Regions from separate parts of the Homo sapiens genome. Here region 2 is linked to region 1. Evidence: chromatin loops called from intact Hi-C (ENCODE). Cell type or tissue: PC-3. All regions are shown on one strand. Links, peaks and the distances in the headings refer to the core of each region. The heading gives the core; the rest is flanking DNA. Region 1 overlaps SYTL4 (synaptotagmin like 4). Region 2 has its middle 16 kb from the start of SYTL4.

What was found. A loop is a pair of places that touch in the nucleus more often than their neighbours do. Peaks named below come from ENCODE experiments on the same cell type or tissue, not always from the same donor. Only the 100,000 strongest peaks of a DNase experiment are listed, where the experiment ranks them.
Region 2: a loop joins it to region 1, with 3 times the contacts of the local background. A loop is called at or near these places in 5 of 110 quality-filtered maps.

The regions. Positions count from the first base shown.
Region 1 is chrX:100,692,843-100,701,324 of GRCh38, forward strand. SYTL4 (synaptotagmin like 4) reads right to left here. Exons shown (of 20, transcript NM_001370165.1): 7 at 8,378-8,482; 8 at 8,055-8,157. Among named protein-coding and RNA genes, the nearest start is that of SYTL4, 35 kb to the right of the region's middle. In PC-3, for the core only: no CTCF peak of the experiment used is centred there; a DNase peak (open chromatin) is centred at 3,309; H3K27ac peaks cover 1,780 bases.
Region 2 is chrX:100,744,188-100,752,669 of GRCh38, forward strand. No RefSeq gene overlaps it. Among named protein-coding and RNA genes, the nearest start is that of SYTL4, 16 kb to the left of the region's middle. In PC-3, for the core only: no CTCF peak of the experiment used is centred there; no DNase peak of the experiment used is centred there; H3K27ac peaks cover 524 bases.

The DNA.
Region 1 (8,482 bases), core at 154-8,153:
TCCTCTCTATCTAGAATTATCCCTAAATGATCTCATCTAGTCTCATGGCTTTAAATATCCTCAATAAACTAATAACTCAAATATATTTATTTTTATTTTTTATGTTTTTTGAGATGGAGTCTCTGTCACCCAGGCTGGAGTGCAGTGGCACAATCTCGGCTCACTACAACCTCCACCTCCTGGGTTCAAGCGATCTCCTGCCTCAGCCTCTTGAGTAGCTGGGATTACAGGTTTGTGCCACCATGGCTGGCTAATTTTTTTATTTTTAGTAGAGACAGGTTTTCACCATGTTGGCCAGGCTGGTCTTGAGCTCCTGACCTCAGGTGATCCATCCGCCTCAGCCTCCCAAAGTGTTGGGATTACAGGCGTGAGCCATCATGCCCGGCCTCAAATTTATCTCTTACTCAAACTCCAGACTTGTTTTTCCAATGGCCTCCTCAATGTCTCCACGTGGATGTCTCAAACACAGCAAGCCCAAAACCAAAGCCCTAATCTTCCCCCAAAACTGCTCTTCGCTCTGTCTCATCAAATGGCAATTCCCTTTCATTTCTCAAGTCAAAAACGCTAAGAATCATCGGTTACTCCTCTTTTTCTCACAATACAAATCAAATCTGTCAGCAAATCCTCTTCAATGTATACCTAGACTCTGATACGTTCTCACTGCCTCCACTGCCATTACTCTGGTCCAAACCACCATCATGTAGCTCTTGGATGGTTGCAGTAGCCTCCTAACTAATCCTGCTTCTTCCCTTGGCTTTGACTTTCCCTCAACAGCCAAAATGAGCTTTTAAAATGTAAATCAGGGATAGAACTATCATATGACCCAGCAATTCCATTCCTGGGTACCTACCCAACAGAACTAAACAATATATGTCCACACAAAAATGTTACATGAATGTTCATAGCAGCATTATTCCTAATAGCCAAAAGATGAAAACATCCTAAATGTCCATCAATGCATGATTAGACAAATGAAATGTGGTATATTCATATAATGGATTATTCATCAATAAAAGACAATGAAATTCTGATACATGCTGCAACATGGATGAACTTTGAAATCATTATGCTAATTGAAATAAGCCAAACACAAAAGGCCACATATTGCATGACTGCATTTATATGAAATGTCTAGATTAGGCAAATCCATCAAGACAGAAAGCATATTAGGGGCTGGGGTAAATGGAGGTGGCTACTTAATGGCTATCGGGTTTCTATTTGGGATGGTGAAAATGTTCTGAAATTAGATAGTGGTGATCTAATTTCACAACATTCTGAAAGTACTAACAATCACAGAACTTTATACTTTAAAATTGATTAAAATGATTTTATGTTATGTCAACTTTACCTCCATTTTTAAAAAGAAGACAAAATAAGGCTGTGCCCCTCAGAGCCATCCTTCTTACTTGGAGTAAAAGACAGAATGCTTACAAGTGCCACCAAAGTCTTAACATGATCTGCTTCTCATCCCATCTCTGTCCTCAACTCCTTCCTCAGCCTCCCTTGCTCACTCAGTTTCAGATTACTCAAAAGTGCCAAACAAAATCTCACCCTAGGGTCTTTATACCTCCTTCTTTCTCTATCTACATGCTCTTCCCCCAGATACCCTAAGGGTTTGCTCCCTCATTTTTTTCATATCTTTGCTCAAACGTTACCCTGTTGTTAAGACTTGCCCTGGCTATCCTAAACAGTATATGTACACACATTCATTCCTGGCACTCCCTATACCTTTGGTCTACTTCATTTTCTCCACAGCACCTGTCAACATCTGATATACCATACATTTACTTGACTATCTTTTTATCTCCCACCCCGGAAATCTAAGCCCCACAAACAAGAGGCCTTGTATTCACCAGTGTATCTCAGGGTCTAAAACAATGCCTGGCACATAGTAGGCATTCATAGATATTTGTCAAACAAACAAACTAATAGATGCACAAAGAATGAGGTAACCAAAATCTATAATGTCTTAGCCAGTAAAGAATAAACTCTCCAAGTTGTCACATGATGTTTGACAGTTCTGTGAAAACAGACAGCAGGGCTGAAATCCTAGTACTTACAAGAGGTGAAATGTCAGTCATTCCTTGAAAGATGTATTACTTGTATAGCACAAGACATAGCAGGGGGGCTTGATTTCATTTTTTACTTTAGAATTGTCCTTTTTCCCCTTTTGTCCCCACCCCCACCCCCGCCAAAAAAACCCAAGCAGAACCATTCCTCCAGAGAGGTAGTTTTAACAATGGTCCATGGAGAGTGGTTTTTCCTTTTTTTCCTAAAGATTAATACATACCAATCCACAGCTAATACAAACAACCCAAGGGCAGAAAAGCAATTATTTGACATCTGTGCAGTAAAAAATAGACTAAGAGATGGGAGCCCTGGGCTCTAACTATCTGTATGATCTCAGGTAAATCACTTATCCTGCTTTCTTTTCTGCAAAAATAGGGTGGTTGAATTAAATTATCTCTGAGGCTCCATAATTTCATGGGAAAGATCATTTATGGTCACTTAATCTGTTTTCATGTTTAGGATAAATAAGAGTCTTCTGGGTCCAATGAGACAAGAGATCACAGACAACCAGAAGCAATAGGTTTCAGAAATTACATTCTGACTGATGATGTCAGATGTGTTAATCAGGTTCAGCAAATAAAAGCCATTCTTATCCTTAATCCACAAAGAAAAAAGGGGGCCTCATCACCTGGAACGGATGAGTCACCCACCCAAGGCTGTGTAGATAAAAATCACAGTCCATATATACAATGAAACATCATACAGATGTCAAAAGAATGAAACAGATCCTTGGTGCTGACACAGAAAGATGTTCATGTTATATCCTTCTACAATTTTTTTCTTTTACGCTTTGAGTAATAACTGACATAAATAAGCTGCACATGTTCAAGTGTGCAACGTGACATTTTGACAAATGTAGACATCTGCGAAACTATCACCACAATTAAGTTAATGAACATATCTTTCACTCCCAAAGGTTTCCTCCTGCCCCATTCTAATCCCTCCTGCCCTTCCTGTAAGTGTTGATCTGCTTTCTGTCACTGCTTTCTAGTTTGTATTTTCTAGTTTTTATACAAACAGAACCATACAGTATGTACTCTTTACTGCTTGGCTTCTTTCACTCAGCATGATTATTTTGAGATTCATTCATGTTATTGCGTGTATCAATAGTTCATTTCTTTCCATTGCTGAGTAGTATTCCACCGTATAAACAAATCAGTTTATCCATTCACCTGCTGATGAGCATTTGGGTTATTTCCAGGGTTGGGCTATTACAAATAAAGCTGCTATGAACATTCACGTAGAAGTCTTTGTACAAACATACGTTTTCCCTTCTCTTGAGTAAGTACCCAGGAATGAAATGACTTAATCACAAGGTAGGTGCACAATGAACTTTTTAAAATACTGCTAAACTGCTTTTCAAAGTAGCTATGCCATTGTACATTCCCACCAGCAGTGTATAAGAATGCTAGTTGTTTATAATAGCAAGGAGGAAATGTAGAAAAGAAAATTTTTTTTAAATCCAGTTGTTTTACATCCTCACCAACAATTGGCATGGTCAGTCTTTTTAATTTTAGTCATTCTAATGGGTATGTAGTAGTATCTTATTGTGATTTTTAGGTCAAATTTATTTAATGACTAAAGATGTTGAGCACCTTTTCATGTGCTTATCTGACATCTCTATATTGTCTTTGGTGAAATGTCTGTTCAAATTTTTTGTGCATTTTCTATGGGATTGTCTGTATTATTGAGTTTTTAAAGTTCTTTTTCTTTCACTTTTTTTCACTTAACATGTTTATAGTATCATCCTTTAAAGAAAAAGAAATTAAAAACTTAGGAACCCAACCCATATATGTATATTTAGACAGCTTGGTAGTCCATATGCCAAAACTATTCACAACTATTAACGATAATTATCTGGGGAAGAAGCAGTGAGGTTACTGGAGGACTTACTTTATACATTTCTATGCTGTTTTTCAACAATCATATGAAACATGATAAAGTCATTTCCCTTTGGGTGAGTGAAAGTTAGGGGAAAAAAAAACCACACACACACCATACAAAAGCTAAAAATTCACCGCCACAACCAAATGAGTCAAAAATAAAGCCTCAAGTCACAGATTTCAAAAATCGCACCTAAGAAAACAGAAGATTTAATTCAGCAAAGCTCCTTAACTAATCCTTTCCAATGTAGCAATTTGCAGATTAAGTGAGTGAGTAGTCAAGAAAAACAGAAGTCCTCAAGATTTATAGCCCCAGGTACCACTGTAGAACCTCAACAGAGACAGACAAGACTGATGCAAAATGTCATCTCCCAGGGCACTGGTATGAGCTAGGGGATTAACCCAGATCTGGGACAGGTAAGCCCTGAACCAGGACATTTAAGAGAATTTCATGAGACCAAAACTCAGGACTCCAAGTTGCCTTCTGCACCTACCCCTTCAGGTTACAAGGAAAGAAATATAAAAAGCAATATTCAGTCCTTAAACTAAAGTACAGCTGGGAATGGGGAAAAGATAAATTGTTTCAAGTTAAGGTGAGAAGAACTCACATATGCTATATCAGAGGAAACAAAAGATACAGACAAAACTTCCCATATTAAAGTTCAGTAAAATGAAATAATAGTCTGGCAGATATATAAATAGCCATGAAGTGGAGAGAAATGAAAACAATTTGCAAGATGGATGAAGAACCGAGTCTGGAGAAGAATTTAACCCTAGGAAAACAAGTAGGTTTCATGTGAGTGCTTTACACTACAGGGGAACTAATAATATAAATTCAATAAAGTGCAAGAATTCAAATACAAGATGATAAAACAAAATGAGAGAAAGAAGATTAGAGCAAAGAACAAATCAAAACCTAAATAAGATAATTTACTCAAATAATTAAATTAGAAGCAGCAAAAAGTAAGGAAGGGAGGGGAAAAGGGGTAGGGGAGGGAAATAAACTGAAAACCAAATTAATAGCATGGAGGAATGGGTTGGGCTAATCACAGTTAATTGCTTTCACCATTTTTCCTATTCCATTCGCTAGTAAAAGAAAATGACAAAAATAGAGGATAAGAAAATCCAGTATCTCTGAGGTGGAGAACTTAAATAATAAAACAGAAAGAAAAAGAGTTCTGAGACATGATACAGAAAAATTTTCCAGCAATGAAGAAAGAACTCATCAAGGATATATCACATATAGGGAAAAATGATACAGAATGATCACCATTGAGTTACAACCTTGTTAAATTACTAAACTTTTTTTTTATTTTTTATTTTTTGAGATGGAGTCTTGCTCTGTTGCCCAGGCTGGAGTGCAGTGGAGCAATCTTGGCTCAGTGCAAGCTCCGCCTCCCGGGTTCACGCCATTCTCCTGCCTCAGTCTCCCCAGCAGCTGGGACTACAGGCGCCTGCCACCACGCCCGGCTAATTTTTTTGTATTTTTATTAGAGACGGGGTTTCACCGTGTTAGCCAGGATGGTCTCGATCTCCTGACCTTGTGATCCGCCCGCCTCGGCCTCCCAAAGTGCTGGGATTACAGGAGTGAGCCACTGTGCCCAGCCCTTAAATTACTAAACTTCAAGAAAAAGAAAAGAAAATTTTCAGGCAAGTCCAATCTCTCTCCCTTTCTCTTTCTCTTTCTCTCTCTCTCTCATCCATAAGAAAGAAAGACAAGGGCCAAGATGTCCTCAGACTTCTTCACAGTTACATTCAATGGAAGAAGACAATGGAACAATGTCTACAACATTCTGAGGGAAAGAAAATGTGGCCCAAGAATATAATATCCAGCCAAGATACCATTCAAGTATAAAGGCAGCTGGCAGACATTCTTAACATGTAAGAATACAATAAATATAGCACCTGCAAGCTCTTCTTGAAGGACCTCCTCAATGATGAAATCCAGAAAACCAAGAAATAAATCAGAAATAGAGAAGTTGTGGTATAAGGCCTGGTTGTAAGCATACAATCCTTTTAAGTATAAAACTAAAAGGAAACAAACAGATAAAACAAACAGATGGTTTATGGTTATATAAGAGAATGTAAATATTATAAACCCTGACAAAGGAAAAATAATTTGAGTAACAAATAGTGGGGATAGAAGAAAATAACCGGGGGGAAGTGTAAGAAAGCTAACTGCTTCCTCTTTCACAGCAAAGCGCCCACTGATAATGTTAAATATTGAAACAGGCAGATTTTTAAAATGACGGCTAACTCCAAAGTATCCACCTTAGAAAAATGAAAACAGGCCAGGCATGGTGACTCACACCTGTAATCCCAACATTTTGGGAGACCAAGGCAGGTGGATCACTTGAAGTCAGGAGTTCAAGACCAGTCTGGCCAACATGGTGAAACCCCGTCTCTACTAAAAACATGAAAATTAGCTGGGCTTAGTGACGCGTGCCTGTAATCCCAGCTACTCAAGAAGCTGAGGCAGGAAAATCGCTTGAACCTGGGAGGTGAAGGTTGCAGTGAGCCGAGATGGCGCCACTGCACTCCAGCCTGGGCAACAAGAGCGAAACTCCGTCTCAAAAGAAAAGAAAAGAAAAAGAAAAGAAAAGAAAAAAGAAAAGAAAAGAAAAAAAAAGAAAAGAAAACATACATCCACACAAAACTCTTAATGAATGTTCATAGCAGCATTACTCTTTTTTTTTTTTTTTTTTTTTTTTTGAGACGGAGTCTCACTCTGTTGCCAGGCTGGAGTGCAATGGCGCGATCTCGGCTCTCTACAACCTCTGCCTCCCAGGTTCAAGTGATTCCCCTGCCTCAGCCTCCCGAGTAGCTGGGACTACAGGTGCGTGCCACCACACCTGGCTAATTTTTTTTTTTTTTTTTTTTGGTAGAGATGGGGTTTCACCATGTTGGCTAGGATGGTCTCGATCTCCTGACTTCATGATCCACCCGCCTCAGCCTCCCAAAGTGCTGGGATTACAGGCGTGAGCCACTGCGCCTGGCCCAGCATTACTCTTAATAACCAAAAAGTAGAAACAACCCAAATGTTCTTCAACAGATGAACAGATAAAATGTGATAAATACATATCATGGGGTATTATTTGGCTATAAAAAGGAATGAAGTTCTGATACATGCTATAACATGGATGAACCTTGAAAACGTTAATGTTAAGTGAAAGAGGCAAGTCAAAAAGGACCACATATTGTATGATTCAATTTACATGAAATACCCAGGATAGGCAAATACAGAGAGACAGAAAGTAGATGAGTGATTGTTTAGGGATCAGGGAGGGTGACAGCTAAAAGGGTAAAGGGTTTCTTTTTGAGGTGATGAAAATTTTCTAAAATTGATTCAAGGGATGGTTGCAAAACTCAGTGAATATACTAAAAACTATTGCATTGTACACCAAAAATGGACAAATTGTATAGTATGTGAATTATATATATCTCAATAAGGCTGTTACCAAAAAAACTCCACTAAAAAAGTGACCAACTGCTCAATGGCTTTCATAATATTTTTTCTTAAGCTTAGAGGAATGTTAACAACTAATATCTTTTACTTTAAAAAAACATTTGTCTGAAGATTAGCTATTCTTTCATTTTATTTCAGTGTTTTATTCTGTTAAATTCAAGTAAAATTAAATAGGATGATTTTAATTTATTATACTATGATCTAATATTAAAAAGATTTTTCAGTTTATCCATCCAGTCAACCCGTTATGTATATACATAGAAGATATACGAAATAATTTTCACATAATGTGAAAACTGGGGTAGTAGGAATGTGGGTGATTTGTTGCTTAATAATGAGCATGTGTTATTTTTATTTGTCTTCAAATTGTTCGTATAAAGAACAAACTATTCAACCTGAGAAAGCGAATGCAAACTATAAAAAATAAAGAACTAAGTAAATATACCAAAATGTTAATGTCTACATATGAGTAGTGGGATTAGGAATGATTTTTTCCCTCCTTTACTATTTTCTGTACTTTTCAAGTTTTCCTATAATGAACATCTATTATTTTATAAACAGAAGAAGTAAAAAGAATAGTAAAAGAATTAAAGGGATATTGTAAGCATTTCTTTAAACAATTACTTGATTCTTACCTGGGCTCCTTCTGCCGCTCCTGAATGATCTTTCTTCCTGGCCAGATGTCACCCATCTGTGTCTGATGAAGGAGGGACTGTCCCACTGTCTCTCTTTTACTCACTTCAAGACAAAGAAAAGTATGCCAGGGTGGTGGTTATGAGTAGGGGAAAAAGGAAACAACCCTCATAGCAAATCCCCTGAAATACACCATGCTTGCAGAAGGGATGACAATACAATCTTCTATTCTCCACTAACTGGCTGAGCCCATGGAGTTAAGATGCTACCAGTCAGAATACACTAGGATTCCATACCAAGAACCATCTCTAGACAGGTCCAGTACCTGCAGGTTTGTGGCGCAGGGACATCCTGATTATCTCACTACCTGTGCGGTAAGCAAAGCGATTCACTTTCTGGTCATAAAACCAGTCCCCAGTTGCTTTCTTCA
Region 2 (8,482 bases), core at 67-8,066, 51 kb after region 1:
TACTATGATAAATATGATATATCCAACATATAGGCCTTTTTTTTTTTGAGATGGAGTCTCACTCTGTCACCCAAGCTAGAGTGCAGTGGCGCGATCTCGGCTCACTGAAAACTCCTCCTCCCGGGTTCAAGCAATTCACCTGCCTCAGCCTCCCGAATAGCTGAGATTACAGGCGCTAGCCACCAAGCCCGGCTAATTTTTGTATTTTTCATAGAGATGGGGTTTCACCATGTTGGCCAGGCTGGTCTCGAATTCCTGACCTCGTGATCCACCTGCCTCGGCCTCCCAAAGTGCTGGGATTACAGGCGTGAACCACCGCGCCCAGCCACATATAGGCCTTTCTAATATGCAACTTCAGGGTCCCTTTTCAGGCCAAGACTCCCTAGCCAAAGGTCCCTAGGATTCAGTCTTCTTTTCTCTTTCCGAAAGTACTGCCACCCCCTCTATCCTTTTGGGCTGCTTCTCAATAATCCTTTTCCCCCATTCTGTGAAGTGGGACATGGTCTCAATGCTCCAGAAGACAATCACAGGAATTCTTCTACTGTAACCAGTTACAGCACTACTAAACTATTTTTCCCTTACAAGGAGTAACTATTGCATTAGCCAGATTCAGAGAAAAACATGGACTGTGCAACTTTTCTGTTGTTATTAGGAATACCATCAAACACTGCTCTAGCACCATTCATAATGCTTCACAGGAATGGTGGTCATTGTAATAGGAGTGTACATATCTTATAATGCCTCAATTACACAATTGTCAACAGCTGCCTCAATGCAAAGGGCAGTTTGGGCTGAGGCAGCGTATAAGCAGAACATTGCACGCTATAATTTGCATTAATAGCCTTTCCACCCACTATGCTTGTATCTACTCTAATATCACAAGCTTCATCTTCAAGGATCTTGAAGTCACATCTCCACTACCTTGCTGTTGCCATTCCATTTTTCATAATGCAGCTCAAAATTTCTCTCTTCAGACTTACAAGGAGGAGCTATCTGCAAATCGCTTCATCTGGGTTTAATCCCTGCTTCCTTTTCCTAAAATTTTCTTTATTATTCTTCTTGCACTCTTACTTGACAATCTTAAAATTGTTCTTACTGTGTATCCAAAGGTATGTAAGAATGAGGCTTGACACAAATAAACTGCAGTAAGATGTGAAGGCAGTTACTAGGGAGCTTCTGCAAATTTGTCGAGTCCTGGCACTCATTTTAAGCAAACAAACAAGTTTATTGAGAGTTCACCCTGCCCAGATACCTTTCTATTTGAAGCTCAGTAAATGTACAACTACCTCACCTCAGCATGAACTGAAAAGGTACAACAAGATTTCCAAAAGAAAAGTATTTGACAAGCAGAGTTAAAGTGAAAATTAGTATTTTCTTTAAAAAAATAAGAAGATTGGGTTCCTCTGTGCTCCAAGTCCTATGATTGTTCTTTGACAAATTTTTCACATTGTTATCTCTTTTGTTAGATCTTCAAAAAAGCAGACTCCCAAACAGGATGTTTTAAAAGTGAAAACCATGGGCTTGAAAAATAATAGAAAGAACGAGCAAGAAGAATAGTGTCCAAATTCCATCCTTCTGTTGCTACTGCTAACTGTCCAGAAAGGGGAAATGGTAGACAGTTGATGTTTCAGTTGCTGTGAAGTAGTGAAGTAAATAATAATACGGGAGGCCTCTAGGAAGAAAGACTATGTGTTGACACCAAATCAGCCAGCATAGAGTAGCCTCCACTCTGTATGTCTCTGCCTGTACAAATTCCTTCTCTCTGGAGGCTATTTTCCCAGCCTAATTTATAAACATCATGACAAAAGAGTTGGTTATTTGGGGTCAGCATAACACCGGGCAGTGGAAAAGCAAATACAGAGAACAAGATGTTCTACGCGTACATAATAGTGTCATTTCTTTTGAGGAGACACAGGAATCAAATAACAGGGATTTTTGGCTCTTCGGATTCTGAAGGAAAACAAAATGACCTTGGCATCTAGCAAATAAGCTCGAATTCAGAGGATTGAAGTTATTACCCAAAATAAGATTAGATTCTGCCCTGTGGGGACACATTTGTATTTCACAGTCAATTTGGGATTAACCTTTTCAGGGCTGGTGGAGAATTAATTAGTTCTTTACTTCTCTCTCTGGACTGCCTCAGGCTCTAGAGGTTTCCATGTATTCTAAAGGAGATTTGTGCAGGGCAGCCAGCTGTGCAACTGTGACTTATTTATTCATGCTTCTGGCATAGATTCCTCTGAGTGTGAGAACTGTAGAAGGCGCCCCTCCCAAAGAGCACACAAGCCCAACCCAGTGTAGCAGGACTTTGTGTGGGTGAGGTCCATCCAGTGCATCAATTATGACAGTCCAGAAAGGGACTGATCTGTGAAACCTCCCCAGGTCTGTTTCCTCCTCCACGGTGTTTCTCTTTTCTTCAATTGCTCCTGCTTTGTCCACACTACCACAGATGGGGCAGTTATGGTAATTCCAAAAGCCCAAGAATTCAAGCTGGCACTGCCTCAGCAACTGTGTGTTTTTAAAAGAAGCATACAAGTTCAATATGCATAGTTTAAAAAAGATGTCCGTCAAAATGTTAACAGTGATTATTTCTGTGGAGTGGGATTACTGAAAATTTTTGTTTTCCTCTTTGTGGTTTCCTAAATTTTCTGTTTTGATCATGTATTATTTGTGTAGGTTTTTCAATTTTCTTCTTTTAAAAAGGTAAGCTTCGCAGATGAATCATTTGTATTTCCCTAGTGCTCTATCTCCAAGCACTGTAGAACAGCCCTGAAAGTGTACAGAAAAACACCCAAGTGGGGAGTTTCACTTCCAGCATTATTTTTCTTTAAAATCATGGAGATAAGGCAAAGGATGAAGATATGAACACATGTTATCAGTGCGGCCTCAGCAGAAAAATAATTCACTCCAAATGGCTCAAATGAAGAGAATTTGTGAAAAACCATTTATAGGAAGTGGTCAGGGTTATAGACCTTGTTACAGAAGAAACAAGGGATAGTGAGGTTTGAGTGGGAAACTGTTACCACCCCTACAGCCAAGGGATAAGCGAAGAAACAGTTACCAGAGGCCAGCAAGTGCTGAGTCTATGGAGGAGGAGTTGGCCAGTGGGTGCTCTAGTTGTTTAAGAATGCAGCTACTGCCAGGGATGCAGTGCACAGCAGAGAGTGTAGGGAAGAAATATCCCTGACGCCTCGCTCCTTCACTCTCTGATCTCCTATTATTTTTAACCCTTTACCAAACCCAATGCAAGCCAAGGCAAGGGAACCAAGAATATGCAGTCCATAGGAGTAAACCTCCTAAGACATAAGGAGGGACTAGGAAGAGTAAAAACTGGATGAAGGTAGGAGATAAAGACCATCTAGCAGTCTACTCCTTTTATTTGAAAAACCACTTTATTGAGGAATAATTGACATAAAAAATTATACATATTTAATGTCTACAACTTGAAGAGTTTGGAGAAAAGTATACACACCTGAAAAAATAACCACAATCTATGTCATAAACACATCCATCATCTCCAAAAGTTCCCTCCTGCTCTCTTCATTTATTATTTTTTATAAGAACACAACATAAAATCTACTCTCTTAGCAAATTTTTAAGTATATAATACAGTATTGTTAACTGTAGGCACCATGCTGTACAGGAAATGTCTCGGACTTATTCATCTTGCGTAACTAAAGCCTTCCCATTTCCTAATACCTTCCCATTTCCTCCTCTCCCTAGCCCCCAACAACCACTATTCTACTCTCTGCCTCTATGAGTTTGACATTTTAGATTCCACATTAGTGGTATCATGTGGTATTTGTCTTTCTGTGTCTAGACTATTTTACTTAGTATAATGTCCTCCAGGTTCATCCATGTGTTACAAGTGGTAGAATCCCACTCTTTTTAAAGGCTGAATAATATTCCATTTTATGTATATGCAGTAGTCCCCCCTTATCTGTGGTTTTACTTTCCACAGTTTCAGTTATCCCTGGTCAACTGTGGTCCTAGAATATTAAATGGAAAATTTCAGAAATAAACAATTCATAAGTTTCATGTTTTGTGTCATTCATAGTAGTATGATAAGATCTCACGCTGTCCCACTCAGTCCCACCCTGGATATGAATCATCTCTTTGTCCAGTGTATCCACGCTGTATATGCTCCCTGCCCATGAGTCACTTAGGAGCCATCTAGGTTATCAGATCAACAGTGGCAGTATCACAGTGCTTGTGTTAAAGGAACCCTTGTTTTGCTTAATAATGGCCCCAAAGCACAAGAATAGGGATGCTGGCAATTCAGATATGCCAAAGAGAAGTTGTAAAGTATTTGCTTTAAGTGAAAAGGTGAAAGTTCCTGACTTAATAAGGAAAAAAAAATCATATGCTGAGGTTGCTAACATCTATAGTAAGAACGAATCTTCTATCCACAAAACTGTGAAGAAGGAAAAAGAAATTCGTGCTAGTTTTGCTGTTGCACCTCAGACTATAAAAGTGATGGCCACAGTGCATGTTAAGTGCTTAGTTAAGGTGGAAAAGGCATCAAATTTGTGGGTGGAACACATCAATAGAAACATGTTCTGGCCAGGCACAGTGGCTCACGCCTGTTATCCCAGCACTTTGGGAGGCCTAGGCGGGCGGATCACCTGAGCTCAGAAGTTCGATACCAGCCTGGGCAATATGGTGAAACCCAAACTCTACTAAAAATACAAAAATTAGCTGGGCATAGTGGTGGGCATCTGTAATCCCAGATACTCAGGAGGCTGAGGCAGGAGAATCGCTTGAACTAGGAGGCAGAGGTTGCACTGAGCCAAGATCACACCACTGCACTCCAGCCTGGGAGACAAAGGGAGACTCTGCCTCAAAAAAAAAAGAAAAAGAAAAAAGAAAAAGAAAAAGAAAAAAGAAACATATTCTGACTGGCAGCAATGTATTGCTCCAGAAAGCATTGAGTCTATACAAAGACTTAGCAAGAAATCCCCTGAAATGAGCAAGCCATTTACTGTAAGTAAGGGATAGTTATACAGATTCAGGAATAGGTTTGGACTGAAAATATATAAATTACTGGAGAGGCTGTGTCTGCCAATGACGAAACTGCTGCCACATGAGTACAGTACAATAAGATATTTTGCGAGAGAGACCACAGTCACATAACTTTTATCACAGTATATTATTATAATTTTATATTTATTATTAGTTATTGTTGTTAATCTCTTATTGTGCCTAATTTATAAGTTAAACTTTATCATGGGTATGTATGTATAGGAAAAAACAGCATATATAGGGTTTGGTACTATCTACAGTTTCAGGGATCCACTGGGGGTCTTGTAAAGTTATCTCCTGAAGATGAGGGAGAGACCACTATACCACGTTTTCTTTATTCATTTGTCCATCCACAGACATTTAGGTTGCTTCCATGTCTTGTCTATTGTGAATAATGCTGCAATGCAATGAACATGGGAGTGCAGATCCCTTCCAGATCCTGATTTCAGTTCTTTTGGCCATATACCCAGAAGTGGGATTTCTGGATCATCTGGTAGTTCTGTTTTTAATTTTTAAGGAAATTTCATACTATTTTCTACAGTATCTGTACCAATTTACATTTCCATTAACAGTGTTCAAGGGTTCCCTTTTCTCTACATCCTCACCAACACTCGTTTTTGTTTTGTTTGTTTGTTCTTGTTTTGTTTTGTTTTGAGATAGAGTCTTGCTCTCTTGCCCAGGCTGGAGTGCAGTGGCGCAATCTCAGCTCACTGCAACCTCTGCCTCCCAGGTTCAAGAGATTCTCCCACCTCAGCCTCATGAGTAGCTGGGACTACAGGCATGTGTCACCATGACCAGCTAATTTTTGTATTTTTGTAGAGATGGGGTTTCACCATGTTGGCCAGGCTGGTCTCGAACTCCTGACCTCAAGTGATTCGTCCGCCTCAGCCTCCCAAAGTGCTGGGATTACAGGTGTGAGCCACTGCACCCAGCAATACATTATCTTTTGTTGTTTTATAATAGCCATCCTAACAGGTGTGAGGTGATATCTCATTGTGGTTTTGATTTGCATTTCTCTGATGATTGGTGATATTGAGCACCTTTTCATATATCAGTTGGCCATTTGTATGTCTTCCTTTAATAAACGTCTATTTAGTTCCTTTACCCATTTTTTTAATCAGGTGGTTTTTGCTATTGAGTTGTATGAGTCCCTTATATATTTTAGATATTAACCCTTTATCAGATGTATTGTTGGCAAATATTTTCCTCCTTTTCATAGGTTGCCTTTTCACTCCTGCTTGTTTCCTTTGCTGTGCAGAAGCTTTTTAGTTTGAGGTAGTCCCACTTGTTTACTTTTGCTTTTGTTGTCTGTGTCCTTGGTGTCTTGTCAAGAAATCATTGCCAAGATGAACGTCAAAAAACCTTTTTCTCTGTATTTTCTTCTAGGAGTTGTACAGTTTTGGGTTTTATGTTTAATTCTTTAATCCATTTTGAGTTGATTTTTGTGCATAGTGTAAGATAAGGGTCTATTTTCATTCTTTTGCTTGAGGGTATCCTATTTTCCCAACACTTTATTATAGAGATTGTGTACCCCTTTTGTCACTCAGGAGCCATTCTTGTCCTTTGTTCAAAGGAAGAACTCTCATCTACAATACAGAGGAGACACAAAATTCTATGAGCTACTGTATCATCATGAGGTGGTGTTGATTTAATTACATTCCTATCTGGAACCTAAATTATAATATTAGCCACCATCAGACTGTTCATCAAGGAAGCAAGAAGAGGGGAGTGAGAAAAAGAAATAGTTGATTAACATAAAATATGCATAGCTGTTACAGTACCCAGTTGCTGAAATGAGGAATGAATTCCCTCATCTCCCTCCCCCTACGCACAGGGAATCAGCCCTCCTCAGCATAAAATCTTAAATAAACACCCCTAGGGCAGTTACCAGGCAAGCTAGTGTTGAGCTTTTTCTGGATCCACACTCTCATCTGCTTCAAGTCCATGTGGAGAGTTAGACCCAACAATAGCATGAATTACAAAAGAACAAGGCCTGGCCCAAGAGAGAGAGCTTTTATCCCAAAAGAGACCTAAGACCTCACCAGTCTGTATTGACTGGAGCACAGGAAGCATGTTCAGAAGTGAGTTCTAGGGGTATGAGTGAGATCAAGGAGGAAAAAATACAAGACTTGATAGAGGTGAATTCTTCAGCACAGGTGTATTCATCCAGAATTCAAAACTTAAAATTCAAGCACTAGGGTATGTTGTAATGGTATGTTAAATTGGCTAATTAAAACCTGGACCCAGTGATGGCCTGCAGTTATTGAAGTTAAAATGCCTGAACTTCTCTGATGTCCTGTGGAATACGGAGTCCAAAGATTCAGGGTAATGGATATAATGAAATGGATCTATGTACAAACTGTTTAGCTACGCCCCTAGGCATCCCTCCTGGAAACACACAGAGGACACTTCCTTCACCAAGGCATTTAGAAAAAGGCATCGATGTCTTTCCTCTTTCCTCTCATTCCTGGGAAATTTAGTCTGAAAGCCATTAGGTGGAGGCAGAGCAATGGAGGCATCTGAAGGGCAGAATGTTAAGTCTGAGTAGAGTAGAAAGGTGTGGTATAGGGTTACGGAGATGGAGCTTAACCAGAGTATGAGGACACCCATGCACGTATGGAGGGCATCACACATAGGAACAGCCTGAATAGAGTGGCGAAGCCCAAACAGGGAAAGGAGGAATTTCGTGAAGAGGGGTCGCCTGGCTTGGGGGTATAGCACTCAAGAAGGATTAGGAGAGTGTCCACACTACCGGACAGTCAAGCATGAGGAGTCACAGCCAGAGCAGAGGGAGAAGGACATCCCTAAGAAGAGGTGGCTTTAGAGTCTGAAGATGGTGAGGAAAGCATCCACATGGATTAAAGGGGAATGCCTGGTGTGGGGAATCAGAGCCCAAGCAGAGTGAGGAAGGCATCCTTCAAGAATGGAACAGGGTATTTCTTTTTTTTTTCCTCTCTGTTTTTTTTAATATGCTTTAAGTTCTAGGGTACATGTGCACAACATGCAGGTTTGTTACATAGGTATACCTGTGCCATGTTGGTTTGCTGCACCCATTAACTCGTCATTTACATTAGGTATTTCTCCTAATGCTATCCCTCCCCCTGCCCCCCACCCCCCAACAGGCCCCAGGGTGTGATGTTCCCCGCCCGGAACAGGGTATTTCAAAGCCTAAGTGAGGTTAAAAGAGTGTCCATACTGGAGCACAACCCAGCATGCAAAGTCAGTGCTGAGCAGAGTGAGGAAGGCATTCACACAGAGATGCAACCTGGCATGCAGTATCTGAGCCCAAGTGGAATGAGAAGGGTGTCTATGAAGGCAGGCAGACTCATACAGGGCAACAGATCCTGTGCCAGGTGAAGAGTACCTCAATGAAATGAGGTGGCAGCCTAAAGCAGGGTGTCAGAACCTGAGCAGGGTGAGGAAGGCATACATGCAAGGGTAAGACCTAGAATGGGGTGAC